Regions from separate parts of the Homo sapiens genome. Here region 2 is linked to region 1. A link is a loop called in an ENCODE intact Hi-C map of the cell type or tissue named here. Cell type or tissue: GM12878. All regions are shown on one strand.

Region 1 (8,000 bases):
CTTAGAATATGAGTTTGTGCTCTTTCAATCTTTTTGATGTAGGCATTTAGGGCTACGAACTTTTCCTCTTAGCACCACCTTTGCTATACCCTGGAGGTTTTGATAGGTTGTATCGTTATTGTCATTCAGTTTGAATAATTTTTTAATTTCCATCTGGATTTTGGTTTTGACCTAATGCTCATTCAGGAACAGGTTATTTAACTTCCATGTATTTGCATGACTTTGAAGGCTCCTTTTGGAGTTGGTTTCCAGTTTTATTCCACTGTGGTCTGAGAGAGTACTTGATATAATTTCAATTTTCTTAAATCTATTGAGACTCATTTTATGGCCTATCATATGGTCTATCTTGGAAAAAGTTCCATGCACTGTTGAATAGAATGTGTATTCTGTGGTTGTTGGATGAAATGTTCTGTTTATATCTGTTAAGTCTATTTGTTCCAAGGTATAGTTTAAAACCATTGTTTCTTTGTTGACTTTCTGTTTCAATAACCTGTCTACTGCTGTCAGTGGAGTATTGAAGTCCCCCACTATTATTGTGTTGCTGTCTATCTCATTTCTTAGGTCTATTAGTAATCGTTTTATAAATTTGGGAGCTCCAGTGTTAGGTGTACATATGTTTAGGATTGTGATATTTTCCTGTTGGACAAGGCCATTTACCATTATATAATGTCCCTCTTTGTCTCTTTTAACTGCTGTTGCTTTAGAGTTTGTTTTGTCTGATACAAGAATGGCTACCCCTGCTCGCTTTTGGTGTCCATTTGAGTGAAATACCTTTTTCCACCCCTTTACTTGAAGTTTATGTGAGTCCGTATGTGTTAGGTGAGTCTCCCGCAGGCAGCAGAGAGTTAGTTGGTGAGTTCTTATCCATTCTGCAGTTCTGTATCTTTCAAGTGGAACATTTAGGCCATTTACAGTCAATGTTAGTATTGAGATGTGAGGTACCATTGCATTCATTGTGCTATTTGTTGCTTGCATACCTCGGTTTTTTTTTTGTTTTTGCTTTTTAACTTGCATTTTTGTTTTATAGGTTCTGTGTGATTTACGCTTTAAAGAGTTTCTGTTTGTATGTGTTTCCAGGATTTGTTTGAAGATTTAGAGCTCCTTTTAGCAGTTCTTATAGTGGTGGCTTGGTAGTGGCGAATTCTCTCAGCATTTGTTTGTCTGAAAAAGACTGCATCTTTCCTTCATATATGTTGCTTAGTTTTGCTGGATACAAAATTCTTGGCTGATAATTGTTTTGTTTGAGGAGGCTGAAGATAGGGCCCCAATCCCTTCTAGCTTTGCAGGGTTTCTGCTGGGAAATCTGCTGTTAATCTGATAGGTTTCCTTTATAGGTTACCTGAGTGTTTTTGTCTCACAGCTCTTAAAATTATTTTCTTTGTCTTAACTTTAGATAACCTGATGACAATATGCCTAGATGATGATCGTTTTGCGATGAATTTCCCAGCTGTTCTTTGTGCTTCTTTTATTTGCATGTCTAGGTCTCTAGCAAGGCCAGGGAAGTTTTCCTCGATTACTCCCCCAAATATGTTTTCAAAACTTTTAGATTTCTCTTCTTCCTCTGGAACACTGATTATTCTTAGGTTTGTTCCCTTAACATAATCCCAGACTTCTTGGAGGCTTTGTTCTTATTTTCTTATTGTTTTTCTTTGTCTTTGTTGGATTGGGTTAATTCCAAGACCTTGTCTTCGAGCTCTGAATTTCTTTTTCTACTTATTCAATTCCATTGCTGAGACTTTCCAGAGCATTTTGGATTTCTATAGGTGTGTCCAATATTTCCTGAAGTTTTGGTTGATTTTCTTTATGCTATCTATTTCCTTGAATATTTCTCCCTTCACTTCTTGCATCGTTTTTTGTATTTCCTTGCATTGGGCTTTGCCTTTCTCTGGTGCGTCCCTGATTGCTTGATAAGTAACCTCCTGAATTGTTTTTCAGGTAAATCAGGGATTTCTTCTTCTTGGTTTGGATCCACTGCTGGTGAGCAAGAGTGATTTTTGGGGGGTGTTAAAGAGCCTTGTTTTGTCATATTACCAGAGTTGGTTTTCTGGTTCCTTCTTATTTGGGTAGGCTCTGTCAGAGAGAAGGTTTAGGGCTGAGGGCTGTTGTTCAGATTCTTTTGTCCCATGGGGTGTTGCCTTGATGTAGTACTCTTCCTCTTTTCCTATGCATGTGGCTTCCTGTGAGCCAAGCTGCAGTGATTGTTATCTCTCTTCTGGGTCTAGCCACTTAGCAAGTCTACCCGGCTCTGGGCTGGTACTGGGGATTGTCTGCACATAGTCCTGTGATGTGAATCATCTATGGGTCTCTCAGTGTGGATACCAGTACCTGTTCCCATGGAGGTGGCAGGGGGTGAAATGGACTCTACGAGGTTGTCAGCTTTGGTGGTTTAATGTTCTATTTTTGTGCTGGTTGGCCTACTGCCAGGAGGTGGTGCTTTCCAGAAAGCATCAGCTGTGGTAGTATTGAGAGAAAATGGCAGTGGGCGGGGCCTTAAAACTCCCAAGAGTATATGCCCTTTGTCTTCAGCTACCAGGGTGCATAGGAAAGGCCCATCAGGTCGGGGCAGGGCTAAGCATGTCTGAGATCAGACTCTCCTTGGGCAGGTCTTGCTGTGGCTGCTGTGGGGTATGGGGGTGATGTTGCAAGGTCAATAGAGTAGTGTACCTAGCAGGATTATGGCTGCCTCTGCTGAGTCATGCAGGTTGTCAGGGAAGCGGGGGAAAGCCAGCAGTCACCAGCTTCACCCAGCTCCCACGCAAACCGAAGGGCCGATCTCACTCTCACCGTGCCCCTTCTAACAGCATTGTTTCTCTGCTCAGTTACACTACTATTGGCTGTTCTGGAAATCAGCAAACCAGTCAAATATGTTGTGTTCAATAGTTCCCTGGGGTTAGCAGACGTGGGCACACCTTAAAAACACAGTCAAGGTTGTCTTCAGCAACCTGTACCAGTCCTTTCTCTCTTCTGGTCCATCTGAAGTAGGTATTTTGTTTACAAATATTTCTCCAGCATCACACTCAGGAAATCTAAGATTAAATAAAAACTAAAAAGATGGTATTTCTGAAACATATTTCCTATAACATGTCCATCAAACAGAGAATGAAGAAATTGGAAGGATGAAAATGGAAGGAGGGATGGGGCATCAGTTGAGACAGAATGGGGGGTGGTACATTTTATGAATCCTCATTCCTACAAAATGAACCGCAAAGGCAGAGGCTTCTGTGTCTCTTGTATCTCCCCACATGCCCATCATGCTTTTTAAAAATCAGGCATTAAGAATTTGGGAATAGAAGGGACATTCATTTATTAAACATCATCTAAAATCAAGAGTCTAATCTTTAAAAACCTTCTTCAGTGGAGGGAGCTCACAGCCCTCTGACATGGGGGGAAGCTTATCTTCAGGCACACAAAATGGCAGAGGCCAGCAGGGGGCAGCAGCACAGCAGGAATATTGAGGCAAGCCTGGGGTATTGGGATGCAGCCAATGAAAAGTTGGCCAACAGGAAAATCATTGTCCTCTGCCCTTGGAAGAGCTTGATTAGAACCTGGAGCTTCACATAATAATCAAGATAAGAAATTTGGTGAAGTTCAATTTTCTTTTAAATTTTTGTCATGAAAAATTTCAAACACACACACACAGAATTAAAGAGAAAAGTATAGTGAACCAATATGTCCATTCCCCAGATTCATCATTATCAACATTCTGCCATACTTCCTCACCTGAACCTATTTTCTTTCTTTCTTTCTTATTTTAGAGACAATTGGAGTTTTAAATTTTAAAGTGTGTGTTCTTTCAAGGTGAGATTTGGTGAGTAGTCAAGCTCTAGTATAGTCCCACACTGCCATGAAGGACGTAAGCTCCTTTTATCCTTCTGCTCTGACACCCTTAGGTTACCTCATGGTGGCAAGATGGCAGCTGCACTTCTGGGAATCACATCCACATCCCAGGCAGAAGGCTGGGTGTAGTGGCTCATGCCTGTAGTCTCAGCACTTTGGGAGACCAAGGCGGGCAGATCACTTGAGATCAGGAGTTCAAGATCAGCCTGGTCAACATGGTGAAATCCTATCTCTACTAAAAATTCAAAAATTAGCTGGGCCTGGTGGTGGGCGTCTGTAATCCCAACTACTCAGGAGTCTGAGGAGGGAAAATCACTTGAACTCGGGAGGCAGAGTTTGCAGTGGGACTCCATCTCAAAAACAAACAAACAAAAAAACAACCATTCCAGGCAAAAAGAAGGAAGACCCAGGTTAAAAGGCAAATGTTAAAAGGCTACTTTCAGCATGAGAGAAAAAGACAGGGTGCTGGGGGAGCAGTAAAATTCAGGGACCACCACATGGAAATTCTAATTCAGCACCAAACAAATGTGAAGCTCAGAGGTAAGATAAGCTTAAAAAGCCACCTATGAAATAGGAGAGAATACTAGGAAGTCCAGCTCAGGAAAAATGCAACTGACATTTGTGTATCACTTCTTATAGCTTGCGATGAGATCAAGACTATACATGTTATCTCATTAAATTTGTCACAGCAACCCAATCGAGTAGGTTAAATAATTTTACAGATGATGAAATGAGACCTCAAGAGACCTCGTAACTTTCTCAAGGCTACAGAGCTGGTAAATAGTGGGTCCAAAATGATCTGCTCCTTATTGTCCTAATTTCCTTATTACTGATTCTTTCAGAGATATAATATGTGTTCCTCATGAAAAAAATCTGTAATCCTCACCATCGAAGGCCACTACTGCATATACTTGATTCCAAACCAGGAGCACAAAGGTGCGCATTCTTCTCGGGTCCATTGCAGTACACTGTTCAGCAAGCTGCAGTCCTAGCTGCGCCTTTAGTACGGGGGAAGCGGGGGTCCTGGATGAGGGTCTGGGCTGGGATGAGAGACCCTCATCCCCCAGCTCAGACACATCTGCTTTAAGAAATGGCTCACGCCTGTAATCCTAGCACTTTGGGAAGCCGAGGCTGGTGGATCATGAGGTCAAGAGATTCAGACCATCCTGGTCTACATGGTGATACCCCGTCTCTACTAAAAATACAAAAAAAATTAGCTGGGCGTGGTGGCGCATGCTTGTAGTCCCAGCTACTCGGGAGGCTGAGGCAGGAAAATTGGTTGAACCCGGGAGGCAGAGGTTACAGTGAGTCAAGATAGCACCACTGCACTCCAGCCTGGTGACAGAGCAAGACTCAGTCTCAAAAAAAAAAAAAAAAAAAGAAAGAAAAAAGAAATGGAGTAAAACTTCCTTGAAGCCACTGCTCTTCCGCTCTTTCCAATAAAAGGAAATGCACGTAGATCCACTGGGCTCAGAGTGACCTCCTGTCAAGGACTTCTAAATTGTCTTCAAAGATGGAAAATATTGCTTTGTACACAGCTCTTGGGATGGATTAATCATGAGCTGAATTTCACATAAAAGCAGAGACAAGAGACTTGATGCAGTCCAACATTCTTCCTTAACTTTTTTATTAAGAAAGTTTTCAAAAGTACACAAAAGAAAAGAGAATAATATAAAAAAACTCAATACACCCATCCTTGGATTCAACAATTATTCACTTTTTGCTCCAGTTGCTTCATGTCTTCCTTTTGGTCAGCCTTCTTTTTTTGTGAATATTTCTTAAAATCCCTGTCATCAGGCCATTTCACCCCAAAGTCCTTCCATATATCTCTCTAATAGACTTTTTATGTATAAACACAAAACCTTTATCACAATCAGTGGTATTAATACTCACTTTATATTCAAATTTTCGGCTGAGCATGGTGGCTCATGCCTGTAATTCCAGCACTTTGGGAGGCCGAGGCAGGTGGATCATTTGAGGTCAGGGGTTCGAGACCAGCCTGGCCAACATGGTGAAACCCCGTCTCTACTAAAAATACAAAAATTAGCCGGGTATGGTGGCGGAAGCTAGTAGTTCCAGCTACTTGGGAGGCCGAGGCAGGAAAATCACTTTAACCTGGGAGCCAGAGGTTGCAGTGAGCCGAGATCATGCCATTGCACTCCAGCCTGGGTGACAGAACAAGACTCTGTCTCAAAAAAAAAAAAAAAAAAAAAAAAATCAATTGTTTCAAAAATGTCTTTTTATAATTGGTTTCTTCAAAACAGGACCTAAACAAAATCAGGTCACTGCATTTGACTGTTATGTTGCTTAAATTTCTTCTAGCCTAGAGTAGTGTTACCAACTTACTGCCAGCAAGGTTCTCTAATTTCTTGAGTTCTTCAACTGTGTTCTTCCTCACCTCCACATCTCGGTACTTGCTGTACTTTCTGCCTAAAAGATGTCCCCTGGCCCATACATTGCCCCAAAATCTTCTGCTTGTCCTTCAGCTTTCAAATGAGATATTCTTGCTGGTATAACGTAGCCCTCTGTCAGAGCTTCTTTTGTTAAGCCCTTTGATTGTGATCCTAGTGTGCGTATTGATTACTATATTTATCAAGAGTTTTTGCATCATATGGAAAATGGCTACCAATGGGACTGGGCAAAAAATTCAGTCTGTTAAATGCAGACTCTGATTCCACAGTTCTGGGATGAGGTGTGAGGATCTGCATTCCTCACAGGCTCCCTGGTGATGTCAATGCAGCTTGTCTAAAGACTGCACAATGAGTGGTGACAGGCTAGATCATTCCCCACTTCCTCTATCTAAGTGTGGTAACACTTACCACACTGTATTGCAATGGTTTCTTTGAATATCTGTCTTCCCTCTAGAACAGGGGTTTGTAAACTATTGGAACAAAGCCATACCCATTTGTTAATGTCTTGTATGTGACTGCTTTTGAGCTATAACATCAGAGTTGAGCAGTTGCAAGAGAGACCATATGGCCCACAAAGTCTGAAATATTTACCATCTGGCTCTTAATGGAAAAAGTTTGCCAACCCTTCCTTTAGACTGTAGTGCAGGGAGATAGTTTTTTCTTTTTCTTTTCCTTTTTTTTTTTTTTTTTTTTTTTTTTTGAGACAGAGTCTTGCTCTGTCGCCCAGGCTGGAGTTCAGTGGCGCAATCCTCTCTCACTGCTACCTCCACCTCCTGGGCTCAAGCGATTCTCCTGCCTCAGTCTCCTGAATAGCTAGGATTATAGGCACCCGCCATCCCACCCAGCTAACTTTTGTGTTTTTAGTAGAGATGGGGTTTCACCATGTTGGCCAGGCTGGTCTCGAACTCCTGACCTCCGGTAATCCGCCCACCTCGGCCTGCCAAAGTGCTGGGATTATAGGCATGAGCCACCGTGCCTGGCCAGGAGAGAGCTTTTTCATTAGAATATCTCAGACCCAAGTCAAAGACCCTGCACATAATAGGGACTGAGTAAGTAAGTTACTGAACGATGAATAATGAGAGTAACCGACAATAAGTGAGCGCTTACTACATGCCAGGAATTATACTAAATGTTTTATATGCAGCATCTCATTTAATTCCATGCTAACTCTATGCAGGGGGAAGACTATTCTCATGTTTCAGGTAAAGAAACAGAGGCTTAGAGGTTCCTTTCCTATCCATGTTGAAAGGACTCACAAGCCCATGTAATCTGACTCTAGCACACTTTAACAGTTGAAAAGTTGCTCATGGAAAGGTTAAGCAAAACCTGTTTATCCTGGGCCCATTTGAGGCAGACTGAGTCACTGTCTCTGTGAAAATGACTACCAACGGGACTGGGCAAAAAATATTAAAACATTCTTACAGTTTAAATCAAAAGACGCCAGGTTAATTGAACATACACACACATAAAACACCTTCTTTGTAGTAAATACTATCCAATTACAGTGGACCCAGCCATTCTTCGAAGAGTCCAAAGAGTGACCTGTACTTAAGAGAATTATAAGATTATAAACTACCTAGGGACTTCTTTCCCTTGGAAGCTCTTTCTTCACCCTGCACACCCCAAAAACTGTCTCCAGTACAGCACCTTGCTCAGTCTTGAGCCACTGTAGGCACTTGATAAGAGAGAGCCTACATGGAAGAATGAAGCAGGTGAAATCTATTAAACTTGAGAAAGCTTCTCGTACATGCT
Region 2 (8,000 bases), 130 kb after region 1:
TGTTCAGGGAATCATGCACTCTGAGCAGGACACAGCAGAAGAATAAACAGCTGTAGGGGTAGGACCAGGTAATAGAAACCATGACTAATGAGATGTGGCTGCAGGGACAGAGCACTGTCAAACACTGTGGACCAGTTATCAGGGAAATGGGATGATAGCAGGAAGTGAGACTTAGTGAAGAGCAGCCAGTAACCAACACTTTCTGGAAAGTGTGACTATGGTTAATAGCCCCATCATGTCTGGCTTGTTTCTAATTGCCATCTACCCTGAGCTCTGTCTTGTACCTTAAAACTCTTCTGTGATTCAGGAGTTGGGCTTTCAAGATCAATTAGTTTCTTTAGATCTTCTTCAATGGTGGACTTGGAGGTTGGCTTAGGAGATGCCCGGAGGTCTCTGGTTGAGGCACGCAGCCTGGTGTGGGCTATTTCATTGCCATCGCTCTGATGACGCCTGGACAAAAAAGGGAAGAGATGATAGATACCAACTCAACAAGGCTGGCTCAAGGGCATGATGGGCTCTAAAGGATGTAAGTCAATATAAGTCAATAGAGAAATATTATGTGGAGAAACAGATAATTACTTCTGTTTATATGCGAATCTACTCATATAAACGCTTACTGAAGAAACAAAACCAATTTGAAACACAAAATAAAATCTGATGAATAAGTCACTCTTTTAAATAAAGCTATTAGTTTTACTAAGCCAAAATTAGCAACAGATTTACTAAACGACCACAGGGTATACATCCAAAATGCAACCTTTGCACAAACGAAAACAAAATAATTGAATGAATCATTTAATTTTTTGATGTACTACCTTGTCAAAAAGTCCTTTATTTTCAGGGGTACTCACTCACTTTGTAATATTCCCTCTGGTGCCTACTGGCCTAGTTAAGAATTACACAGGAAGGCTGTGATTAATATAATCAAAGGGACTAGTATGGTCTTAGCACCAGAGGGGCAATTATTCTGAAGTGTATCCTTCAAACACACTCTTTTCAAGATCTAAGATTCTCAAATCCTAACATTTTGCAATAAATCTTATTTAAGGAATGAGGCAGAGAAATAATTTAAGAAAATATTACTTAGGAAAAAAAATCATAATCCCACCAACAGACCAACTCCTGCCAACCCCCTAGCCCGGCCTCTTTTGTTGTAAGAGATCACGCCAAGCTTTTCTATTCTCTGTCCTGTTAAAAGCAAGCCACCAGCAAGGGAAGGAAAGTAACTCTTACTTTCTCGTGTCCATAAATCCCACGGAGTTTATGGTTCCTTCGGGTTTTTTCCATCCAATCAGGTACTTGCTAGTAGCGCCCTGGCGAGGGTAAAAACTCCTAGGACCAGAGGAGGAGGAGGAAGAGGAGGAGAAGGATGGTGCGAGCTGTGAGGGGGCAGCTGGATGAAGCTCTTCTTTAGGTGAACTCCGGGCACTGGTGAAAACCACTGGGCTGGCAGAGTGTCGGGAGCTCATGGTACTGAGGAGAAGCAGGGCAAAGACATGTGTATCTCAGGATCATTATGTCAGCTATAAAAGTGCTGTCCGGGGTACGGGTGATGGCTGGGTTGAACAACAGTGAATTTTTCATGAACTATTAACAGCGATGCCTGGCTGGCCTTCCTGGCTTTCTCATCATAATTTAAATGTCTGCTCTCAAAGTGACAGATGACCACTAGGGCTTAGTCTGCACTTTAAAAAGTAAAAATACTTAAGACTGTCAGGGACACTTTCAACTTTTTTCACTTTTTTCACATTGGCACCACTGACGTTTGTCACGGAAGTCTGGCAGTGGCAAGAGACAGAAGAAAGAGAAGTAAAAGGTCTACCGTCTCCATGCCTCTGTCTTGCTTTCCTCACAACTAGGGATTGTGGTGATGCTCTCTGGGACCAAGCTGAGGAGGGGAGAGGAGACTCAAGCAGGGCTATGGCTCTTCAGACTCACATCCAAGGCCAAGGGGCACAGTGAGTGCTCCTTCCCCATGGCAGCTGGCATTCCTATTGGCTCTGGAAGCTGCTGGTCGATGTATTTCAAACATCGGTTAAAGATTACAAAACTAGGGCAACATTGGTTAAAGATTACAAAACTAGGGCTGGGCGGGGTGGCTTACGCCTGTAATCCCAGCACTTTGGGAGGCTGAGGCTGGTGGATCATCTGAGGTCATGAGTTCGAAACCAGCCTGACCAACATGGCGAAACCCTGTCTCTACTAAAAATACAAGAATTAGCTGGGCATGGTGGTGTGTGCCTGTAATCCCAACTACTTGGGAGGCTGAGGCAAGAGAATCGCTTGAACCCGGGAGGCAGAAGTTGTGGTGAGCCAAGATCACGCCACTGCACTCCAGCCTAGGTGACAGAGTGAGACTCCATCTCAAAAATAAAAAAGATTATACAACTAAAGTCTGCATGACTAAAGAGTCCAAAACTCTGGGGTTTCAAGAGTTCCAGAGCAGAAAAAGGCAAGATTTTCAAAATAAGGGATGAGAGTTTTAGTTGACTAAAACTCATGTTAAAAGTGGAAGGCCTTTAACTGTAGGATTTTCATACTTCCTGCCCAGTGGTCTCACAGGACCACACTATTTGAGCCTTTCTGAGTTCTCCAGCATGGGGTGAGACCAAAGATGGCTGACTCTTGCTACAACAGACTTTCAGTTATTTTTACTTGAGGTTTAATTAACAGTATGTGGTCCCAAAGCGTTCCTCGATGGCACTTTCATTTGTCAAAAATGAATCGTCCTGACCTAAATAAAGTACAGACTCTAGTTAATAATACTGTATCAATATTGACTTGGGGAGGAAGATAACTGAATAGAACCCTCTAACAACTGTGCCTCCACAGGAACACCAAATTGAACAACTATCCACACAAAAAAGCACCTTCATAAGAATCCAAAATCAGGTGAGTGATCACAATACCTGCTTGTCACATCATATCAAGGGGAAAGAACCACTGAAGAGGGTGGGAAAGATGGTCCTGCATCGCCTATGCTCCCTCCCCCACCCCTGGCACAGCAGCTTGGAGAGAGAATCTGTGCACGTCAGAGAGGGAGAGGGTGTGGGACTTTGCATTGGAACTCACTGCTGGCCTGTTACAGCAGAGCACAACACTGAGCAGAATTCTGCTGGCACCCACGGACAGAGCATTTAGACCAGCTCTGGGCCAGAGGGGAATTCTCAGCCAGAGTGGGAGGAAGCTGAGTCCCAGCTGGTTCTGCCACCAGCTGACCAAGGTGGCCTGGGGCCCTGAATACATATGAGTGGCAGTCAGGCCACAGGGACTGCAGTCCTTGAACAAGCCCCAGAGCTGCACTGGTTTAAGAAGAAGTGGACTTGGGGTGCACATGACCCCATGTGACACCAGCCATGGTGGCCAAGGGAATGCCTACACCACCAGTCCTCCAACTCCAGGCAGGGAAGTTTGGGGAGAGGCTCCTTCCACTTAGGGAAAGGAAAGGAAAGACTACAGAGGGCTTTGTCTTACAACCTGAGTAGCAGCTCATCCACAGGAAAATAAAGCAGGTGGAATCCTGAAGCCCTCGATTCCAGAACTTTGCTCCTGAGTGGCGTTCCAGACCCACCCAGGGCCAGAAGAGAGTCTGCTGCCCTGAAGCGAAAAGCCCAGACCCAGCAGGATTCACCACCTGCTGACTAACCAGCCCCTGGGCCTTGAGTAATCATTGGTGGTAGCCAGACAGCAGTCACCACGGGCCTTGGGTGGGACCCCGTACCGTGCTATCTTCAGGTCTGACCCTGTGCAGTGCCAGCTGTGGTGGCCATGGGAGTGCTTGAATCACCTTCCCCAACTCTAGGCAACCCAGCACAGAGAGAGACTCCTGAGAGGGAAGAGAGAGAGAGAGACATTGCCTAGCAACCCAGAGAATTCTCCCTTATCCTGTCCAAGCCCATCAAAGCAGTGCTTCTTGGAGTTGGTGAGTCAAAGCGTTCCTGGACTTAGGGTGCCCCCTAGTGCTGATACATCTACAGTGACCACAAACTAAGATCACAACAGTCCCATTTGAATACACGGAAAGCCTTTTCCAGAAGGACGGGTACAAACAAGCCCAGGCTGCCAAGATTGGAATAAATACCTAACTCTTCAATGCTCAGACACTGATGAATGTACACAGGCATCAAGAACATCCAGGAAGACATAACCTCATCAAATGAACCAAATAAGGCATCAGTGACCAATCCCAGAGTGACACAGAATTCAGACAGAGAATTCAAAATACCTGTCCTCGAGCAAGTTCAATAAACTTCAAGATATCACATAGAAGGAATTCTGAATTCTATCAAAAATTTAACAAAGAGATCAAAGAGATTGAAATAGTAATTTAAAAATCAAGCAGAATTTCTGGAGTTGAAAAATTCAATTGACAAAGTGAAAAATGTATCAGTTTCTCAACAGCGGAATTGATCAAGCAGAAGGAAGAACTAGTGAGCTCAAGACAGGCTACATGAAAATACACAGTCACAGTAGAAAAAAGAAAAAAGAATAAGAATGAAACATGCCTACAAGAGCTAGAAAATAGCCTCAAAAGGGTAAATTTGTTTTTCTTTTTTTTTTAGACAGTCTCCACCCAGGTTGGAGTGCAGTGGCACTATCTTGGCTCACTGCAACCTCTGCTCCCAGGTTTTCTACTTCAGCCTCCTAAGTAGCTGTGATTACAGGCACCCGCCACCATGCCCAGCTAATTTTTGTATTTTTAGTAGAGACAGAATTTCACGATGTTGGCCAGGATGGTCTCAAACTCCTGACCTCAAGTGATCTGCCAGCCTTGGCCTCCCAAAGTGCTAGGATTACAGGCATGAGCCACCATGCCTGTCCTGTCAAAAGGGTAAATCTAAGAATTATTGGCCCTAAAGAGGATGTAGCGAGAGAAGGAGATCGGGGCACAAAGTTTATTCAAAAGAATAATGAACATTTCCAAACCTGGAGAAAGATATAAATATCCAGGTACAAGAAGGTCACAGAACTCCAAAAAGATCCCACCCAAATAAGACTACTTCAAGGCATATATTAATCAAACTCTCAAAGGTCAAGGATAAAGAAAGGATATCTGAAAGTAGCAAGAAAAAAGAAGCAAATAAAATAAAAGGGAGCTCCAATACATCTGGCAGCAAACTTCCTGGTGGAAACCTTACAGGCCCACAGAGTGGGGGATAACATATTTACAGTGCTGAAGGAATATTGATTCTCAAGCTATAATAAATGTACTACACTAATGTAAGATGATGCCAACACGGGAAACTTGGTGAGGGGTGTATGGGAACTCTATCTTTGCAACTTTTCGGTAAATTTGAAGCTATTTTGATATTAAAAAGTCCCACAATAGGCCAGGTGCAGTGTCTCATGTCTGTAATCCCAGCACTTTGGGGGCCAAGGCAGGCAGATCACCTGAGGTCAGGAATTTGAGACCAGCCTGGCCAACATGATGAAACCCTGTCTCTACTAAAAACACAAAAATAGCTGGGTGTGGTGGTGCACACCTGTAGTCCCAGCTACTTGGGAGGCTAAGCCCAGAGAACTGTTTGAACCTGGGAGGTGGAAGTTGCAGTGAGCCTAGGTCAATAAACACTGGTGCTCAACATCATCGGTTACTAGGAAAATGTAAATTAAAACCACAATGAAGGACCATTACACACCTACCAGAATGGTTACATTAAAAGACTTATAATATCAAGTGCTGGCAAGGATGCGAAGCACTAGAGCTCTCATACACTGCTGGTGGGAGTGCTACTTGTTATGACCACTTCGGAAAACTAGTTCAGAGACCCTACTAAGTTGAACATATGTATATTCTTGACATGGATATTGCATTCCCAGAAACTCAAAAGAAACATATATGTATGTGTACAAAAGGACATGTACAGGAATTCTTAATATTGGCTGGGTGCAGTGGCTCACACCTGTAATGCCAGCATTTTGGGAGGCTGAGACGGGCAGATTACTTGAGCTCAGGAGTTTGAGACCAGCCTGGGCAATATGGCGAACCCTGTTTCCATAAAAAATAAAAAAAATTAGCCAGGTGTGGTGGCATGTGCCTGTAGACCCAGCTACTTGGGGGGCTGAGGTGGGAGGATTGCTTGAGCTCAGGAAGTTGAGGCTGCAGTGAGCCAAGTTCACACCACTATACTCCAGCCTGGGTGACAAAATGAGACTCTATCTCAAAAAAATAAAAAGAAGAGGAAAAAAAAAAGCAAAGATTCTGAATATCCAAAATTGGAAACAATCCAAATGTTCATCAACAGTATAGTGGACAAATGAGCTGCTATATTCTCACACTGTAACTATAACATAGCCATGGAGAAAAGCTAATGTTACCTGCAACACATGGATAAATCTTAGCAACATAATGTTGACTTAAAGACACAGGGCACAAATTAATGCAGATAGTATGATTCTATTTATATTATATAAAGTCCCAAAACAGACAAAATAAGGCTATTATTTTCTTAATTTTTGTTTTTGCTTTTGAGACAGGGTCTTGCTCCATTGCTCAGGCTAGAGTGCAGTGGTGCAATCATAGCTCACTATAGCCTCAGCCTCCTGGGCTTAAGCGATCCTTCCACCTTAGCCCCCCAAGTAGCCAGGACTACAAGTGCTCACTGCCACACCTGGCTTTCACATGTATTCTTAAAAGGATAACTGGTTAAATAAGATCAACCCCGATCCTTGGTTTTATCTATGAACACAATGGGCTGACACTAGCTCCCAGGTGTGAAATGCCAGTGCACTTCTTTTCACTAGTGGTTCTAATTGAGACAGCCCCATTTAATTGATTAGATTTAGGCACAAAGGTTATGAGAGAAACAAATGAACAATTCACTGGTATGGCTTTCTTCTTTAATGCACACAACTCACAGCATGAAGCTGTGCACTTCAGTACACAGGGCCTCTAATTCAGTGGGCCTGTGAGCGTCACCTGGGAGCTCTTCTAAAGCATACTTTCTTGTGTCCCAATCCTAGATATTTAATTTAGTAAAGGAGGAATGATGCCTGGAAGATTAGGTAAAATGTCCTCCAAGTGTTCACACCAACTGAGGCCTACTGCTCACTCTCATCCAGTTGAATTACACACATTGTTATGACGGTCAAAATCCAGTTCCATATTGTCTAGGTGAAGAAGGTGAAGTCGCGGCAGCAGTGTTTCTCAAGCCACAGAACATGGCCACCTGTAGGTACTGATGTAACTGGGGAATCCTGGGCTTGTGTTAGATCTTCCAGAGCCCCAGAAATCTGTATTTTAACACACTTCCAAAGTATTCTCATGTTTTTTTGGGTTGAAGAAATACTGCATTAGCCCCTCAACTCCTCCCACTCTAAAATGAGTCTGTCTCTGGGCACAGCTGTGGGTGGGCTCCTTGCAGCTGACCAACCCACTGGCCTGAGACTGCGTCAAGGGATGTGCACCCATACACTTCACCTAAGAATCTCTGAAGTAGATTAAATTACAATACAACTACCATGAAGCTATCAGCTTCATAATTTTTAAGGGGAGCTGTGTGGCTGGGCTCTTTCATTATCCTGGAAATTTCATGTTAATTTAATAGGCTGCAATTTCATTTTACTCACAGAGAGTTAAATCTTGTCATAGGAATTACGTAAGAAGGGAATGAACCAATAATATCTAACAAAAGGAAAAGAGCATTAGATGTAACAGGAAATAATAACTGCAATATGTTACTTTTCTCAATGTATAAGAAGTGAGTTTAACTGAGTATGGCCAAATTGGAATCACTAGAAATTTACTCAAGTTGTCTCTAAATTCTACATGAAGAAACTACTAACTTTAATTTTTCTATAAGCTATAGGGCATTTCTCCTTTCCTAAAAAGGAACAACCTTAGATTCTGTCTGGTCATGTCAGGATATTAATTTTGAAAAGGAAGAGAGGATACACAAGTACATGATACCCCATATAAAAGAGGTCGGGCGCAGTGGCTCACACCTGTAATCCCAGCACTTTGGGAGGCCGAGGTGGGTGGATCATGAGGTCAGGAAATT

What was found. A loop is a pair of places that touch in the nucleus more often than their neighbours do. Peaks named below come from ENCODE experiments on the same cell type or tissue, not always from the same donor. Only the 100,000 strongest peaks of a DNase experiment are listed, where the experiment ranks them.
Region 2: a loop joins it to region 1, with 2.9 times the contacts of the local background. A loop is called at or near these places in 28 of 110 quality-filtered maps.

Annotation. Positions count from the first base shown.
Region 1 is chr14:71,851,029-71,859,028 of GRCh38, reverse strand. No RefSeq gene overlaps it. Among named protein-coding and RNA genes, the nearest start is that of RGS6, 77 kb to the left of the region's middle. RefSeq lists enhancers at 2,698-2,767, 6,354-6,855. In GM12878, a CTCF peak has its summit at 3,417 (motif pointing right); DNase peaks (open chromatin) are centred at 2,438, 2,698 and 3,408; H3K27ac peaks cover 1,059 bases.
Region 2 is chr14:71,717,120-71,725,119 of GRCh38, reverse strand. It overlaps SIPA1L1 (signal induced proliferation associated 1 like 1), which reads right to left. Exons shown (of 24, transcript NM_001386936.1): 18 at 1,234-1,473; 19 at 285-450. Among named protein-coding and RNA genes, the nearest start is that of RGS6, 210 kb to the left of the region's middle. In GM12878, a CTCF peak has its summit at 3,951 (motif pointing left); a DNase peak (open chromatin) is centred at 3,909.